2 separate regions of the Homo sapiens genome follow, and region 2 is linked to region 1. The links are chromatin contacts, found by Hi-C or POLR2A ChIA-PET in ENCODE. All regions are on one chromosome and are shown on one strand. The core of a region is the stretch at or near the end of the contact, and the rest is flanking DNA. Distances in the headings are between cores, read along the strand shown. Region 1 has its middle 64 kb from the start of MBIP. Region 2 has its middle 89 kb from the start of NKX2-1-AS1.

Region 1 (3,035 bases), core at 355-2,854:
TTATTAGTCAGCCTAATTTCAATATTGTGTCCCAGGGAATAGGGATGCCTGAGGAGAAGGAGAGAGATGTGGAAAGGCTGGTCGATGGGGCAGTCAGAATGCCATTTTATATGGGCACAGTTCATGGTGCCCCAAAACAACTACAATAGTAACATCAAAGATCACTGATCATAGACCACCATAACAGATGTAATAATGAAAAAGTTTGACATATTAACAGAATTACCAAAGTGGACACAGAGACTGGAAGTGAGCACATGCTACTAGAAAAATGGCACCAGTAGACTTTCTGGATGCAAGGTTGCCACAACCTTCAATTTGTAAAAACCACAATATCTGTGACATGCAATAAAGTGAAGCACAATAAAAGGGGGTGTGCCTGATGCACATATTATACACATACCATTGTTATACCCTCAGGTAAGACACTGCCAGTGTTGTGTGATTTAGAGGGCCTTGGGAAGGCTTCCCTGCCAATACCTCCCTTATTGGTTTTTTAGGATACCAGAAATTCCATCCTTAAGGAGTTTAATTTCTTCAGATTAAGAGATTACTCAATATTAAAATGCTGCATTGAGGGCCCTTCTTATTTGTTCCTGCAGCATGTTGTATATACCTCTGAATTTTAATGAATTTTAATTGCTTTCTATTTTCCCAAGACTCAGCTCATCCCAGAAGGGAGGATGTCAGATGGCTCTGTTCCCCAGTGCATTTCTCAAGGCCAGGCACAGAGAAGGCTCTCAGTATGTGTTTGTCAGTTGAATGAATGCTCCTAGGAGACAGAACATAAAGATTAGACCTTGTATTTCTACTCAAACTATTGAGAAGTTGAATTGAGGAAATATATGTGAAGGCATTTTGTAAACTATGAACCACTCTACAAATGTATATTATTATCATTGGAATGCGAATTATTTTCTTAGATAATTTCCAAGGGATAGGTTTTGATGGGTAGAGGTATGATATTCTAAGTCTTCTCTACCAATAATTTTTAAAAATCTCTGACTTGTTCTCCAGCTGCTTCATGCTAAAAAGCTCAACTTCTTATAGGACAAAGGACAGCTGGGAAAAGAAATTAATGAGGAAATGTGTCACTTCTGTAAAAACAGGCATGAGTGAATGGGTCAGGATTATATGGGAACAAGGTATAGAAAAATACATAAAGCATGTGCTGAAAGCCTCAAATAGCACTTTTCATCTATTCCAGAGTCTTTGGTCAATGACACTTCTTTATATGAGATGGAGTTCTTTGGCACAGGACTTTTGTCCTTGTGAAAAACATGGCTTCTCTCTCTAGGATGCAAAGAAAATGTTTTAAAACTGGAATTTTTGTCATTAGTTTCCCAGGAAACCATTTTGGTTCTGATGCTAATTTGTGTATCTGACTGTTTTGACTGAAACTGAGGCCTCTTGCTCTAAGGGAGCAGAAGCAGAAGGAAAGGCTGCTTTGGGTTCCTGCCCACCAAGAGGGTGCCAGGCTGAGAATGCCAAGTCATCTCTCAGTTCCACCCTATGCTTGGTGCCAGTTGGCACCAGGCTTCTCAGTTGAGGTCACCGAGTGTGGGGCTGGGAGTTGGAGAATCACTTTCTTTTTTTAGTTCTGACTCCAAGAGAGTAGAGGTTGGGCCCAGCAAACACTCACTGCTGTCTGAGTTAGATGGAGCCAGCAGACAGGCCTGAGCAAGACAAACAGTTCACATCTTGAAATGGTTCTAAGTTTCCTGCTTAAGAAATGTTCTTTATCTCCTCCCTTAGATGGAATGATGTCCCTAGAGGGCATGGATACACCTCTACCAAGGCATCTACAAATGATCTGTATTTACATTTCTGTGGCTTTTTCTTTCGCTAAGTAGAACCTCAGTGATGATGGCTTTGAAGGGTGCGGCTTTGCGTGCCAAAGAATGTCGCATTCTCATTTAATGCCTTTAATGTTCCCTAAAGAGGTAGTTTGTTTGTGCATTTCAGCTCCAACTGCCTGGTTGAGAAGTAGGTTTGTTAGCTGCTGACAGTCCTGCTGACTTTCTGTAGGCCGTGCATAGCTCACACGCAGGACTCTCTCAGTCAGACCTGCTCTCGCATCTACATGCAGCACACAAAGGAGACCAAGGTTAACATGGTCTTGGTAAAAACCACTCAAGTGCCATGTAACCACCAAGTATGAACCCTGGACTAGACTACTGCTTACTTTATAGGCAAAAGCTCTCACATATATCTCAATAGCATTCTCTCTAGTATAGAATCATGCTGTTTAGTGATTCCAGTATGGTACTCGCTAGCCACATGTGGCTACTGAGCATGTGAATTATGGCCAGTCTGGTTTGAAATGTGTTCAGTATGAAAGCATACTAGAATTCTAAAGACTTAGTAGGAAAAGATAATGTAAAATATATCAATACTTTTTTGTATGAGTTGCGTGTTGTAATGATAATATTTTGGATAGATTGGGTTAAATAAAAACATGATTAGAATTAATTTCACTTGTTTCTCTTTCTCTTTTTATTGTGGCTGCCAGAAAATCTAAAATTACATAAGTGTTTCACATTATACTTCGATTAGGCAGTACTGACCCAGAGTGAGTATCACAATGCTCATTCATTCCCTCAGTCAGTGTTTATTGAGTGACTAACGTGCTAGAATAAAGACCCAGGCTGTGCTCTCAGAAGGCCGCCATTCCAGGAGAGAGGCAGCTATCTACAGGGGAATAGCCCAGGGGTGAGGGCCGGAACAGAATAACATGCAGAATAACAGGGTGAGTGCTATGGAAGCCCCAAGGAAAGGAAGACACTGGTGAAGAACATAATCATGGAAGGCTTCAAGGAGAAGCTGAGTTTTAAAACACACAGGAATTTTAGCAGTTAGAGGAAAAGAAGGCAGAAATGTGTGAAGAGGTACAGATATTGGGACATGCGTGGCATGTTTCAACAAAACACAAGTAGTTCAGCTGGGCGCAGCTTTTAGTACAAACAGGAGAGTCAATGGTGGAGATGAAGTCAAGAAGATAGGCTGAGATTTCAGTTTCTGAAGGGCACCCTGTG
Region 2 (2,810 bases), core at 148-2,647, 47 kb before region 1:
GTGGTGATTCCTCAGGGATCTAGAACTAGAAATACCACTTGACCCAGCCATCCCATTACTGGGTATATACCCAAAGGACTATAAATCATGCTGCTATAAAGACACATGCACACGCATGTTTATTGTGGCACTATTCACAATAGCAAAGACTTGGAACCAACCCAAATGTCCAACAACGATAGACTGGATTAAAAAAATGTGGCACATATACACCATGGAATACTATGCAGCCATAAAAAAGGATGAGTTCATGTCCTTTGTAGGGACATGGATGAAACTGGAAACCATCATTCTCAGCAAACCATCGCAAGGACAAAAAACCAAACACCTCATGTTCTCACTCATAGGTGGGAATTGAACAATGAGAACACATGGACACAGGAAGGGGAACATCACACTCTGGGGACTGTTGTGGGGTGGGGGGAGTGGGGAGGGATAGCATTAGGAGATATACCTAATGTTAAATGACGAGTTAATGGGTGCAGCACACCAACATGGCACATGTATACATATGTAACAAACCTGCATATTGTGCACATGTACCCTAAAACTTAAAGTATAATAATAATAAAATTTAAAAAAATTATCTGTTTTTCTGAAGCACATATTTGTATATTCACAAACACATTTATAAAAAATGTAATCATAAAATGTCCAAGGTTTTGCAGTTTAAATTTGTTCACTCAATAAATGTTTTACAAAATCATCTTTAATGGCTATATCGTATTCCCATTACAGATGTTACATAATATATCAGTTAATCCCCTAGTGTTACATATTTATGACCTTTGAAAGTTTCAATAGCTTGAAAAGTAATTCTATCAGGTTAGTGACTCTAAGAAATTGTTCATAGATCAAAATCAAAAGCAAGAAAACTGTTTCCTCTCTATTTTCTCCCCTAAGATACCAAAACTATGTAACAACTAAAAAATCAGACATATTGGACATTGTTATTTATAACTTATGCCTCATCTAGGTCCAACAAGACTTACAATAAAGGATCAATATCTTTCATTATTACTCTTAAACTAAAAGCAATCAATTTAAGTTAAAAGGTTTCTTTATGAAATGTCCCCATAGCAGGGCACATATTAGTGTTACCTAATCTTTTTTCCACTAAGGACCTCTTTCGCTCACTTCCCTGGACAACATCCACACTGCCTGTGGACACCATGTTCTGAAAGCTATGTACCAAACAAACAGCATTTAGTAAGTGTTGGCATACTTTCCACTTAAATATCGAGTCAAGTTTTCGTGAATAACCAATGGCTATCAGAGTTGCACAATCATGTAAAATAATTAACCTACAATGTGAAAAAGCAATGAGCTATTTCTTGTGAAATGCTCTGCAGTGACTGCTAGCCTGTTGATAGGATAACACAGCCAGGTGTCCCAATCCCATCCCACAAATGACTATGAAGCCAGCAACGGTCAAGCCAAACTTCTTCCCAACATGATCTAACCAGTTTCCCTAAGGAAAAGGTGATACGTAATTCTAACCAAAAGCAAAAAAAAGACTAATGTTTTAAACTTTCTGAAATAGTGAATATAACTCACAGACTGAAACTAGTACCCACTACCTGTCCTCCTTTATTTTTGTGTGTGACAAGAAATTCAGAGTTCAAACTATGAGGAACACATTGCCCGTGCCAGCCCATTCCTTAGCATTCTGGATCTTCCACAAACTGGCTCCAAACCACTGTTGGAGCTCATTTTTCACTCTTCTCCTTCAATGCTCCTTCCATGCCAGCTAAATTCGACAGCTCTGCATTCCTGCATTTTCACCTGCGAAAGCCGCTGGGAAGTATTCCCATCTCCATGCTATTCTTCCTGGGCTCCATTAATCAGAATGCCTTTCCCACCCCCATCTGCATCCTGTATTTGTATCTAAATTCCACATGTTGTTTGAGACCTACCACAGTTCCCATAAGTTTGAGGTGAATAACCATTGAGCATAGGTACTACAAGTGTTGTATGCTTGGATATCCATAAGGCTTAGTACTTAGCATTAAGCACTTCACGAGTGTCTTTGCATAAGATAATTTCTCCTTCTTCTAAATTGATATAACACTGTGACTCCTTTTCTCTACTTCTTTTTTCTACTGTATCAAAATAATTTATCTGCATCTCTTATCTCTCAATATAGTATGAACTCTGGTGGATAGAGTCTGTCTCTAATTCACTTTTGGGTTACCAGAGCAACTTAAGATTTTTAGGGGCTGAATGAGTATTCGATGAATCATCATATTATTATTCTAGCTCTGCAAAACCTTCAAGATGCTGCATGTACTTACAGGCTGAGGTGAGGGGATGGTGATGACTAGAGTCAAGAAGGACTGAGTTGGTAATCCTGGTTCTGGGTAACCCTGGGCAAATCTATTCACCATTTTAAGCCTCAAATGCAAGCTTTTTGTACAGATTGAATAAAGGTTGCACACGGATGTCCCAACTCACCCTTGTCTCTACCTGAGTTCATCTCCTTTTCCCTGAATGAGTTCCTTCTCCCAAATTCTCTGTATCAGTTTGTGGCACCAATATCCACTGAAACTCTCTCCTTCAGCCCCTAGCTCCCATTAGTTACTTGGTCCTAACAATTTTGTATCTTAAATGTTTCTTGGTTCTTTCCCTTTTTTCCATTCTGTATAGCAGTCCCTCCAGCCCCATCTCATCCTCTCTCCTCAGGGTCACTGCAGCAACACCATTCACTTTCCTGTTTGACACCTTCACCCCCAGCCCAATCCAATCACCACAGTGATCTTTCCCATATAGAAATCTTACTATTTTATTCCTTTTCTTTCAACCTTCAACGT

Evidence for each region. A loop is a pair of places that touch in the nucleus more often than their neighbours do. ChIA-PET counts read pairs that join two places held with the same protein, here RNA polymerase II (POLR2A). Pooled maps may share reads with other maps.
Region 2: a loop to region 1 is called in a map of gastrocnemius medialis, with 2.2 times the contacts of the local background. The contact joins two enhancer-like sites. A Hi-C loop is called at or near these places in 5 of 168 maps with a recorded cell type or tissue (breast epithelium, gastrocnemius medialis, mesothelial cell of epicardium and 1 more) and 1 of 50 pooled maps. POLR2A ChIA-PET finds 5 or more read pairs at or near these places in 1 of 52 experiments (H1).

What each region holds. Positions count from the first base shown.
Region 1 is chr14:36,382,805-36,385,839 of GRCh38, reverse strand. No RefSeq gene overlaps it. Among named protein-coding and RNA genes, the nearest start is that of MBIP, 64 kb to the right of the region's middle. Within about 2 kb of position 1,604, at least 9 of the 41 ENCODE cell types and tissues checked have a DNase peak (open chromatin) inside an H3K27ac peak, as active enhancers do.
Region 2 is chr14:36,429,363-36,432,172 of GRCh38, reverse strand. No RefSeq gene overlaps it. Among named protein-coding and RNA genes, the nearest start is that of NKX2-1-AS1, 89 kb to the left of the region's middle. Within about 2 kb of position 1,397, at least 2 of the 41 ENCODE cell types and tissues checked have a DNase peak (open chromatin) inside an H3K27ac peak, as active enhancers do.